Regions from separate parts of the Homo sapiens genome. Here all the other regions are linked to region 1. The links are chromatin contacts, found by Hi-C in ENCODE. All regions are on one chromosome and are shown on one strand. The core of a region is the stretch at or near the end of the contact, and the rest is flanking DNA. Distances in the headings are between cores, read along the strand shown. Region 1 holds the start of ZDHHC13 (zDHHC palmitoyltransferase 13). Region 2 has its middle 18 kb from the start of MIR4486. Region 3 has its middle 74 kb from the start of NAV2-AS5.

Region 1 (3,869 bases), core at 1,370-3,869:
CAGATGCCAGGCACACAGCAGTGAACATAACAGACAAAAATCACTGTCCCTATAGTACTAACATTCAGTGGAGGAGAAAGAAACAATAAACAAGACCAATAAGTACGTTAAATGGTGTTAAATGCTGAGGAGAAATCTAAAGCAAGGAAGGAGGCCAGGGAGTGTTGCTGGTAGTGCTGATGATGGAAAAGGCTTGCAATTTTAAATACGGGGGTCACAGAATGCCACACAGAGGTGACATTTGTGTCAAGACTTTAAAGAGGTGGGGGAATAAGCCAAGTGGGCACACAAGGAAAGAGCATTCCAGAAGTAAGTATGAAAGACTCTGAGGCTGGTGTGGCTGGGGATGACCGGGCAAGCAAGACAGTAAAAGATGAGGTCAGGCTGGGAGCGGTGGCTCACGCCTGTAATGCCAGCATTTTGGGAGGCCGAGGCGGGCGGATCACAAGGTCAGGAGATCGAGACCATCCTGGCCAACATGGTGAAACCCCATCTTACTATACAAAAAATTAGCAGGGTGTGGTGGTCCGCACCTATAGTTCCAGCTACTCGGCAGGCTGAGGCAGGGGAATCATATGAACCCGGGAGGCGGAGATTGCAGTGAGCCGAGATCGCGCCACTGCACTCCAGCCTGGCAACAGAGCAAGACTCTGTCTGAAAAAAGAAAAAAAAGATGAGGTCAGAAAGGAAACTGCAGACCTGATTGTATAGGCAAATCCTGGCAAAAATCCAACAGCACCGATCTTGGAATCAAAAGAACCAAATTCAATGAGAGCAGTAATGTTTTTGTCTGTTTTGTTCACTAATTTATCACAGCACCTAAAACGGTGCCTGGCAGACATTCAAAACACATTTGCTGAATGAACGACTGAAGTCTTGGCTCTATCACTTAGCAGCTATTTGACTTGTAGCAAGTGATTCCAGTTTTCTGAGCCTCTGTTCTCATTTCTAAAATCAGAATAATCATTTCTCCCCACCTCAGAGGATTATAGTGAGGATCAAAAATGGGGAAGTATTTTGCAAACTGCAAAGCAGTATATATAGGTGAGGTCTTCACATTACTGAAAAAGTGAACAAGAGCAATTATTATTAACAACGACAATGATCTCTCTACCTTTCCCTACTAAATTCAACCACCAAATCATTCTCTCCCTCTCTATAGGCCATGGAACTGGGACAAGGCTAATCTTCCCTTCAGCATGAGAGAGTGAACTTTAAGCACTTGAAGCCTTCTGTAAATGAGTGGCAGTAATTAAGACATAATAGTTACTCCTACCAACTTTTCTTTGAGCCTCTCTGAGAAAAAGAATGAGGCGCTGTTTCCATGTGAAGATTCAACACCCTTTGGTAAAATCCAGTCTGCCTGAGAACTATTTTTTTTCTGTTAAAATTCAAGAATAACCAATAAGAACACCTTGACATTTCCCCAGACATCTTGTCCCTCACTTAAACCTACACAAGATCGTGCTGAAAGAAGGGAAAGGGAAAGCATGAGGAACACTCTCGGGACTGGAAAAACGTTTTTAGAGATCAGGTAATCCAATCATCCCAAACTGAGAATCTACCGCCTAACTGATTCCAGCTGAAGACAGCTTTAGTGTTCGTTCTCATCTGTATATGGGGATAATATCTTCTTAAGGATGCTTCAATTCTGGAATAAAATAATGCATATGAAAGCATCTGACATGGGTTATGCACTCACTAAAACTGGCTGAACCTGGAAATTCTGCATTTATTCAATAAATATTAAGTGAACGTCTACAATATACTAGTCAGTACTCTAGGCACTAGGAAAGGGCCATAAGCAAAAAGCACAAAAATCTTGTTTTCTTGGAGACAACATCTACCTCCTGTAACTTCTCCGACTGGCCCGCCTGGCTTCTTTGGACCTCCGTCTGGCTTTTATATAACACCTCCTCCACGGAATATTGTCCTTTGAGATTCTGCAGATCGCTGTGGTGTACCTCCCCTCTCCACGCCCCTTTCCTCCATCCTAAACAAGCAGCCTTAATTATTTCAAGGAGTAAGCAAGGATGCGGAAACAGGAGCGAAAACTGGACTGGGTGGGGTGAAGGCGGGTGCTAAGACGCCAGGGCTGAAAAAGAAATCAACAGAACCGCTCCGACTCCGGGCCAACGTCAAGACGGGCGGGTCCGAATCAGGTGTGTCACCTGACACCTCTCCCGGGAAGGGCCATCGTCCCCTCCCCAGGCCCACAGAGGTCCCCGCCGGGCTCCGGGTACCGGCCCCAGGGGGCGCCCTGGCCAGGGATGGAGGCTGGAGGGGCCGGCTCGGGCCCTCACCCCTCAGTCCTCGCCTTTTCTTCCCAGTCGCCTCAGAGACAATTTCCAGCATCGTTCGTGGTGTTTCCAGGCTCCCGCTTCCCAGACCTAGGCCCCGCCGCTCCCGAAACCCCCTCATCGAGCGGCCTCTCACCCACACCATCCTTTCCTCCACAGCTGCAGCCGCTCTCCCGGCCCCCAGGACAGCCACCGCCCGGCCGCACTCACCTGCGAGCCCAGCCCCGGCCCCTCCATCTCCCCAGGAGCCCACAGCGGCTGAGGCTACTAGGCAAGTAGCGACTGCCGCCAGCCCGCCAGCCCGCCTTGGGTCGCCTCTTCTCCCACTTCCTGCTGGCGCCCTCACCTCCGCCGCTGCGGTCCCCGCTCGTGCCCTGAGCCGTCAATCGGTCCCGGAGAACCAATCCCAGCCCTCCATCGGCTAGGGGCGGGACTTTCTCACCTCCTGGGAAGCCCGCTGTGAACAGCTCGCCAGAGGCTCCACCCCCGGCCCGCCCGTGCCGGTCGCTCCCCCAGCCCCAGCCCAGGACCGAGCGCCCCTCCCTGCCCCAGGTGCCACGGGCCCCAGATGTGCGTCCAGGGTCAGGATCAGACTGTTATTCCAACGTCAACCACCATCTATTGAGAGCAAATCTGGACTTGGCTACTTAATTGCTAAATGACCTTGTGAAAGTCTCTTATTTTACCTCAATTTTCTCATCTGTGAAATGAGGAAAATAAGGGTACCTACTTCATGGAATTATCAGGAGGATTAAATGAGAAAACGCATGTAAAGCCCCTCAGCCCGTGCGTTACATATAAAAAGGAATCAATAGATGTTAGCTATTTAAATGTTTTCCACTCCATTTGCGTGATCTTGGGCAAGTCACCTCTACCGCCTGAGGTTCTGTTTCCTCAAATGAAACAAAAAATGAGTTCTACGGCGCAGGCTAGAGGGGGAGTGGGCGAGAGCCTCCCACTTGAAGTGCACCTCCCCCCTGACCTCCACGACCCTTTGTGGAGGGCACTGGAGGAGCTGGCATTTAAGCCCTGTCCAGCTTGAAGGTCTATGAAGCAAGCATTAGGGATGGCTCCTTCCCTTGGGGCGTTCCAGTGGGGCAGTGGGGCTCTCCTACTTCAGCCCCGAGTAAACACTGGGGTTTTTCTAGCCCAGCACTTAACACAGTTCTTTGTAATGGTTCCTTAGATGTGTCTGTTGCCAAGTGGAACCAGATTAAGACCTTTAGAAGCTAATTTGAAAACGATCTGAAAACATTATGACTTCCTTATTTTATAAAAATAATACTAAATCATAAAATAAATAAATAGAAATCCAACAAAGTGCTGGGTTTTCCATGGAAAATATTGCTATGATACAATAAAATCGTAGATGTATTACTATTGCTTTAGTGTCTGTGTCCTTTGGGCACGTCAGCCCTGGCTTGCCCCCAAAAGCCCAAACCCTTTGAGGATAGGAACCATGTCAGATCCATCTCTGAACTCCCAGTGTCTAACACAGCACTGGGACATGGAAAATGCTCAGCACAATTTTAATGAATGATGGATGGATGGATGTACAGGCGTGTCATT
Region 2 (3,869 bases), core at 450-2,949, 440 kb before region 1:
TCAAATTAAAATCTCAAAATAATTCATGCTCCCATAATGCTTTATAGGTGATAAGATGCTTTCTTGGGCATTTCCTTATTTAGTCTGTGCCATAATTCTATTTGGTGGTTGTCTTTACTATATCCACCTGACATCACACAAGGAAAACAAGGCTCGGGGGTTAAATGACTTGGCCAAGGGCACAGAGCTTACAACAATGGTGCCATAGGAGAATGGGCTTTTAATTCAGAAAGACCTGGGCTTCAATTCTAGCTCTGTCCTTACCTGACATGTGATCTTGGGAACAATCTCTGTAGCCGAGGCACCTCAGTCTCCTCAGCTGTGAAGGTGGCTTCCATGTATGGAGGACTTTCTGTGTGCCAGGCACTACTATAAGTACCTGTGGTAGGTGGTTTGCAAGATGGCCACTAATAATTCCTCCCATTCTTGCATGTGCAAGTCACTCATCTCATCAAGAGGAGAGGCCTGTGTCTCTCTTCCTTAAATCTGGGCTGGCTTTGTAACTTGCTTTGACTTATGGAATATGGTAGAAGTGACTGCTGTGCCAGCTCCCAGGCAAGGCGGTAAGAGGCTGGGAACGGCCTTTAGTTCTCTTGGAGTCCTGCGCCACCATGTATAGGGCAAACACACTTGACAGCAATAACATAAACATACCCTGAGAATGGCCCTGTATGGCACCTGTGTGGGACTTGAATGTGTGTTCCGAGACAGGGAATCCAGGGATGGCCAACACAGACATTCATTCCTTGTCTATGAGAAAACATCCGAGCCCCCAGCCTGTCCCATGGAACACAGGCTGTACAGGGGATTGAAGCCCCAGGTTTTGGGTTAAGTGAATGTTGCCAGGTTCAGGTCATTCAGGGAGGGTGTTAAGTGAAAATGCTCTATAAATTGCATGCTGTTCACAAGCAGCTGTGGCTTTTCTGCCTAGCCTGCTGCCATTGGGCCATAGGAAGGTGGTTTGACTGTCCAGTCCGCTGCCACTGGATTCTCTCCCCTGTACATAAGCCCCTAGTCAAAACCCATGTCTTGTTTGTTGGCTCTGGGTCTCTTTTTCAACCTCTTGAACCTGATGACTTCCCTATTGAGGTGAGTAGGGGTTTGGCACAATGCCATGTAAAACCATTCTGACTCTCGTGCTGGAGAGAGAGGCCCTGCCAGCCTTTAGCTGAGGTGCCATGCATTTGAGGAAGCCCTCTTGGCTCATCCAGCCCTACTGGAAGTGCCCAGCCAACATCACATGAGGAAGCGAGTTGCTGTCCCACTGAGCCCTGCCCTAATTGCAGAATCGTGAGCAAATACGTAGTTGTTTCGGCTTGGTTTGTTTCGCAGCAATAGATAACTGAAAAAGTGCCTAATGTGTATTCATTTAGTCCTCATATCAACCCCATGGAGAAACTGAGGCACAGAAAACTTAAGTAAGTTATCTAATAAATAACAGCAGGTTTTAAATACAAATAGGCTAACTATCCAGAGCCCACGTTTATAAGCACCACGTTATACTGCCCCTTCATAAAAAGAGCAGTACCTCTCAGAGTTATTAAAGAGATTGTCCCTCCCCAACGTTCATCCCACAAGAGCACCCCATCTTCCAAAGAGGAGGCTCCACATGGACTCACATGATATTCACCAGACGAAGTGCCCTCTGTCATTCTGGCTCGATGCTGCCCCCACGTGGCCACTGACTGTCCAAGCCTTCCGTTTGGACACATCCTGACTGCAGGAATGCAGCTTGAGAATCTGCCATCCCTTCAGCCACCTCTTGATCCCACCCTATGCTTCTCACCTGGAAGTGCAGCCCCAGTTCTGTTCTGTGTTCGGTGTGGATCCCATTTTAGCCAAGGCTTTTCGCGTTCACTGCTTATAGGGAAGCATCCCACCTGAAGCTCAAGTTGAAGTGTGTCTACGTGACCACATGAGCACTGATAGGGCCCCTGGGAGACAGAATGTCCCTGCCTAAGCCATCAGCAGACTTGTGGCAACCAGAAGTTCCAGTTTTCTCATTCAGAGCCTAGAGTACCATCGATTGTCCATGAATTGCATAGACAACATTTAATCAAGGGCAGATGTACTTCAGCAGGAGAAACATTCATGTGAAGAGATTACTTCACAGTGGCTAAAATAAATCAATTCTACAAACAAAACATTCAGTTTACTCATCGTAAGCCGTAGATTGCCAGGCTCAGTGGATCTAACAGGTAAGAGTCTGGGTTTGAATGATACACCTCGGTTCAAACTCTGGTTCCATCATTTGCTGACTGTGTGACCTTGGACAAGTCTCTTAACCTCCGCTGGCATCAATGTCTTCACTTGCCAAACGGCTACATTAATACCATGTCTCTTGTGGAATTTAACCTGCGGGTTAAATGATATGGCATCTGAGAGCACTTACTGCCTTATCATCCAGTGATCTAATAAGCCTGAATTATATTTTCTTTGTTCATTTGCTTATTTAATTTTAAAATTCCTTGGTTATTTTACATGATAGAAGCAATGCATGTCTATTATGTAAAATTTTGGAATTAGAGAGAATAAAGAGAAAGAAGTAAAAAACTCTGATACAGAGATTTTTAAAATCAAGGTCCATAAATCCCCTAGAAGACTAGTAAGAATTTCAGAGAGTACATGAACTTGGATAGGAAAAATGACGTTTTTATTTCATGATCTAACCAAAATACAGCATGGTCATTTATTATGAATTTTGGCTTCAAATAACAGTAGTTTTAGCTATATAGACAACTTTGTCACTGACAGAAACTTAGACATTTTTATACCACATTTTAGCTATTGCATGTAATTTAAAATATTACTTGAATTCATCACTACCTTATAGGTATAGTAATTATTTGATCTTCTGCTAGATCGTGTTACTTAAGGTATTAAAAAGAAGCACATATATTGAAAAATTATTTTAACATTTTGATATCTGTATTTCAATATTATTGGTTTTCTTTGAAATTCTATGGTTTATATTTCAGGCATTTAAAAACATGCTGGTAAGCCCATAGGCTCATCAAGCTGCCAAAGGTGTCTGTGGCACAAAAAGGGTTAAGAGATCCCTGCTGTGGTTCCTCCAGCCAAGCCCATGAGCAGTTCAGATTTTCCTGCCACTCTTTAACTGTTTACTTCGTTCATATTGTTGCAGTCAGGTTGCATAGTATAATTTTGTAGCCTGTGTTGCTAACCATAAACATGTTTTCACATTGCTTCTTACACACATAATTTTTAATGGTGGCATGATATTCCACTTTGTTGATGCACCATAATTCACATTCCCCTGTGGTTTACCATTTACAATGGCTTGAACCTGTCACTTTTACAAATGACATTAGGATGAGTGTCTTCTCTCATAAAGGATCTCCTGTATTTTAGATTATTTCCTTAGGCAAGATTCCCAGCAGTGGTAGAGTGAACATTTTCAAGTCGCTGACACCCTTCCTGGTCCCCGGGGAGCTGCAAGCACATGGAATCAGCACATGGAGGATTGAAGAAGAGTGAAGGCTTTGAAAGGAGGAGGGAAGGGAGGCTGAGGAGGAGAAAGATAAATGGGAGGGCAGGGTCTGTAGGGACAGGTGCACAGGCTGTGACCCACTCAAGGGTGTCCAGCCAGGTGATAAGCACAGGCTGAACTCTAGTCAGGCTCTGCTACCAAGCTGTGCACTCAGGCTGGGGCTGGGGCTGGGGCTGGGGCTGGGTGGGCTCGAGGAAGGTACATCTTCTTCCAGGCACCATGGGAGCAGAGGAATTCACTATTGCTGAGAAATTCACTATTGTTCCTTGGTGGTGGCATCTTCTTGGGGTCTTCAGGACATACAAACCCCACACCCTCAGAGAATGCTAGAAAGAAGGAGTCACATTTTCAACCTAGA
Region 3 (3,869 bases), core at 979-3,478, 320 kb before region 1:
ATACCCCGTAAATATATATAATTATTTATCAATTATAAAGGAAAGAAAAGATTTCAAAGAACTGGATATCAGTGTGAGAAGTTGAGACATATTTTGAGAAAATAAAGGCTGTTTTTATCTTTGCTGAAAAGAGCTTGGCAAAAAAAAAAAAAAAGCCACAACCTTTTGCTTCTTTCCTGTGCTTCTTTTGACCATAAAAATATGAGAGATTCACGTGACAATTGATATTTCCATGTATAATGTTAACGAACATCTTTGTGATATTTGAAGTCTCATTTATAACAAAGCCAAGGTGTTGACTCCACCTCCCAGTTCAGAGTAATTTGATTTTGCAAAAGAGGAAAATGCCTTAGGAGCTGTTAAAATACTTATTTTCTAAAGGAGCTAAAAAAGAAATGTGCCCCAAAGCTGGGGATAAATCACTGTGTATTCATTCTTGGTAGCTTCATGTCCAGTCTGGCTCTGGATTCCATGCTTCTGGTGGCAACTCAGCTCCTTTCTTCTTCTCAAGGATACACTGAAAAACTCCTCACTTCCTTTCTTGCTCTCCAACTTCTTCATTCTCCTTTTTCTAATTATCAATAATAAAACATTGGCCATTCTGACATATGAATTCTGCTTTTAAAAATGCTTCAGTTCTCCATCACCTAATCACACAGAAATGAACCCCAGTGCCACTTTCTCCCTCCAGGGACCAAGATGCCTTAATATCTTTAATATGTACCTCATCAGCCACTGAGCATCTACTGTGTGTAAAATCTGATGCCTTGGTCCAATTTCATGGATAAATTTGTAGTATCCATCTCTTGAGACACATGGAAAACCACATCTTCTGTTTCTTATAACAGACTGCTGGTGTTCACCAATATCCATGTTCTCCTCTTTTTTTTTTTTGGCTCATTTTCCACTCTCCTTTCATCCAACAGAGGCCATGTGATTTGTTTGCACCAATGGAGTGTGTGCAAAATAGTCATTACTTCCAAGCCTGGCACCTACACTTCCTGCATGATACTTCTTGCTCTCTCTTCCTTTGCCTATTGGCCAGATGCTGAAGTGTTAAGCCATTGCGATTTTGAGGCTCATCTCTTACAGCAGCCAGCATTATTTACTCTAATACATTTCTATTTTTTGAGACTTTTCTCTAATACAGATTTTATTTGTGCATATAATACTTTAAACATTCAATTGGATGTGAGATCTTTTGAAAAGCAATGATCTGCCTTTGAATTGGGGGAAATACAATTTGCCAACAGTGGTCACAACTGCAAGAAGTTAATATAAAGGCCCCAGTTAGCTTCAGGGGCCTAATCAGAGACTCCCCATGGAGCTAACATTCTTCAACAAGCAAGCCTGTTGCTGGCTCACAAAATGCTTGGTCCATACCACCGCCTTTCAGTTGAGCAGATGGGGGTTTTGATGTAAATTGTGCTGGCATTTGCTGCTCTGAAAATAGATTTGTTTTTGCCTCCTTCCAAATTCAGTCCTAAAAAGCAATAGTCAACAAGTTTCATTTCCTCCTTTTAGGCAGGTCAGCAGGACCAGATATCTGTTTGCTATTAAAAGGCACAAAATAAAGCCAAGGATCTCATGCTTGCGGGGCACCTTGGGCTTTACCTTGTTGGTGCCCCATCAAATGCAGAAATTTCCTCTAGAGAATTCCAGGTAGAGCATCCTGTTCTGCTTGCCCTCTTTGATGGGGAGCTCACCACTTAATGAAGTAACACATTCTAGTGTTAAAGAGTACTTCCAGTTAGAAAGCTGAAACTGACCTCCACAAACATTCCATTTTTCAGTCCTGTATCTGCCCTTTAGAGGCATCCTCTCAAAATATAGTGCCATCTCTACATATTGACCCTTCAGGCATTTGAAGACAGAATTGAAGTCTGAACTCTTATCTTTTCCTTGTCTCTGCCCCAAAGTCCTCTATACAGCATAACTCCCAGGACTCTTCCTCAGAACATACTCCAGCTTGTCAATGTCCAGTGAAAACTGAAGTGACAGGAGCTGGCCACAGTTTGAGCAATATGGAAAGGAATGGGGTTAACATCAGTGCCTTCAGGACACTGTGGTTCTGGGTGAGCTGGACTCTTGTGTTTGGGTTTGAGGCATTTTGAAAAGTAAGAATTGCCTCAGAGGACAGCAGCAGCTCTCCTCAGCTGCGGTAAGAGTTATTGGGGAGATTCAAATGAGGGTAAAGAACACAAGAACCTGGGCCTCACAGAAACCCTGGAATGGATTAGTACTGGAACATGCTTTGAAACCTGCAGGGAAATCTAGAATTCAGTGCAGTCTCCACTACAGGGACACCCTAGCTGTACCTTGGGGGCCCCAGCTCCTTCCTGGTTGACTTCTGCTGCTCTCCATACCACCCACTCCCCCACTGCCTCGCTCTCCATGCTCCATGTCTTCTCAGTGGCTGCTTCATCCTGGCTTTCACCTCCTCACTGTCCATGACGCCTTTTGGCTTCTGCCTGCCTTCTTGTGAGTGTGCCATTTGTGGTTTTTTTCCCAACATACTCTCTATGACTTAAATTCAACACTTCCACAGGGAGAGAATATGATCTTTTCCCTTAATCACCACCAACTCAGTCATGAAATGTTTTAGCTGCAGTTTGTCCTAGCAGCTGCTGATCAGCCTATGGGTTAGTTCAAATGCTCTCCCCTAATCAATAAACATCAATTAACAATGATGACAGGGGTGGGCCACAGGAGAGGAAAGTGGCAATTTCTACAGAAGGATTCTGGGTTTTCATCACATTCACAGAATGTGAATTCAAGCTTATCAATGCTTTTTTTTTTTTTTTTTGGTCGGAGTTTTGCTCTTGTTGCCCAGGCTGGAGTGCAGTGGTGCAATCTCAGCTCACTGCAACATCCACTTCCCGGGTTCAAGTGATTCTCTTGCCTCAGCTTCCCAAGTAGCTGGGATTACAGGCCTGTGCCACCACACACAGCTAATTTTTGTATTTTTAATACAGACAGGGTTTCATCCTGTTGGCCAGGCTGGTCTCGAACTCCTGACCTCAGGTGATCGGCCAGCCTTGGCCTCCCAAAGTGCTGGGATTACAGGCATGAGCCACCGCACCCAGTCTTATCAATACTTTCGACAACCAGATCACACTATGATGTATGTTGGAAAATGTGATGTGTGTTATGGCAAAATCCAAAAGCTGTGTTTTTCCTAGCTGCTGCTAAGCCAGCACTCTCTACCTTGCACCTATATGTGCAAATCTTGGCTTACTATATTTCATCTTGATAGACTCTACAGAAGGTCCCAGTCCTGCAAATTTGCTCTTAATCTAAATTCTATCTTCCGACACCAGGCATTTGTTTGTTTGTTTGTTACTCTCTGCTCTGTAAATTCCAAAGGTTCCTTACAGCCCTATCAGAACCACAAGGAGAGGAAGGAGACCAAGAAGGATGGGGTCAGCACCCAGCCCCAACCTCACTTTGGCCAGAAAAACTGTTCTAGTGCAACAGAATTCCAGGTAAGAGTTTCTTGGAACAATATTTTCTGAAACAGAAATAAAATTTGAAAACCATGGAGGCAGGGTCTTTTTGTGGCTTCTGTGCTCAGTGGTTGGTCTCATTTCTCAGCATAGCATGCTTGCCCACCCCCAGGACCTCCTCCTGCGGCACACTAAGATGGGTACACTGCAGTGCCCTGTCACACTTCCAGCTTCAGCAGTCGTTAAACGCAGCAAAGAACTAGAAGAATGACTGCTTACCTTCGCTTACCTTCTTGCTCCAGGAAGCAACAGCCTGCTGTGCCGATTCCCACTTCGGGCTTTAACCAGCAGCAACTCAGCACAGCTTGAAGGGATGCACTCTTTATCCCTGGTACCATCAGACCAGGGCTGAGGGACAGCAGT

What was found. Hi-C counts contacts between places; a loop is a spot of excess contacts on that map. Pooled maps may share reads with other maps.
Region 2: a loop to region 1 is called in a pooled map, with 2.3 times the contacts of the local background. The contact joins the enhancer-like site here to the promoter of ZDHHC13 in region 1. A Hi-C loop is called at or near these places in 1 of 37 single-sample maps with no recorded cell type and 4 of 50 pooled maps.
Region 3: a map of OCI-LY7 shows a loop between it and region 1 (4-fold over the local background). The contact joins the enhancer-like site here to the promoter of ZDHHC13 in region 1. A Hi-C loop is called at or near these places in 2 of 168 maps with a recorded cell type or tissue (GM12878 and OCI-LY7), 7 of 37 single-sample maps with no recorded cell type and 13 of 50 pooled maps.

The regions. Positions count from the first base shown.
Region 1 is chr11:19,115,918-19,119,786 of GRCh38, reverse strand. ZDHHC13 (zDHHC palmitoyltransferase 13) reads right to left here and starts at 2,619. Exons shown (of 17, transcript NM_019028.3): 1 at 2,511-2,619. The coding sequence starts at 2,537. RefSeq lists silencers at 2,200-2,429, 2,520-2,599, 2,650-2,889.
Region 2 is chr11:19,555,666-19,559,534 of GRCh38, reverse strand. It overlaps a transcript of NAV2 not described here. Among named protein-coding and RNA genes, the nearest start is that of MIR4486, 18 kb to the left of the region's middle. Within about 2 kb of position 1,699, at least 2 of the 41 ENCODE cell types and tissues checked have a DNase peak (open chromatin) inside an H3K27ac peak, as active enhancers do.
Region 3 is chr11:19,431,135-19,435,003 of GRCh38, reverse strand. It overlaps a transcript of NAV2 not described here. Among named protein-coding and RNA genes, the nearest start is that of NAV2-AS5, 74 kb to the left of the region's middle. RefSeq lists a silencer at 2,416-2,616. Within about 2 kb of position 2,228, at least 5 of the 41 ENCODE cell types and tissues checked have a DNase peak (open chromatin) inside an H3K27ac peak, as active enhancers do; they include GM12878 and OCI-LY7, where a contact is called at or near this core.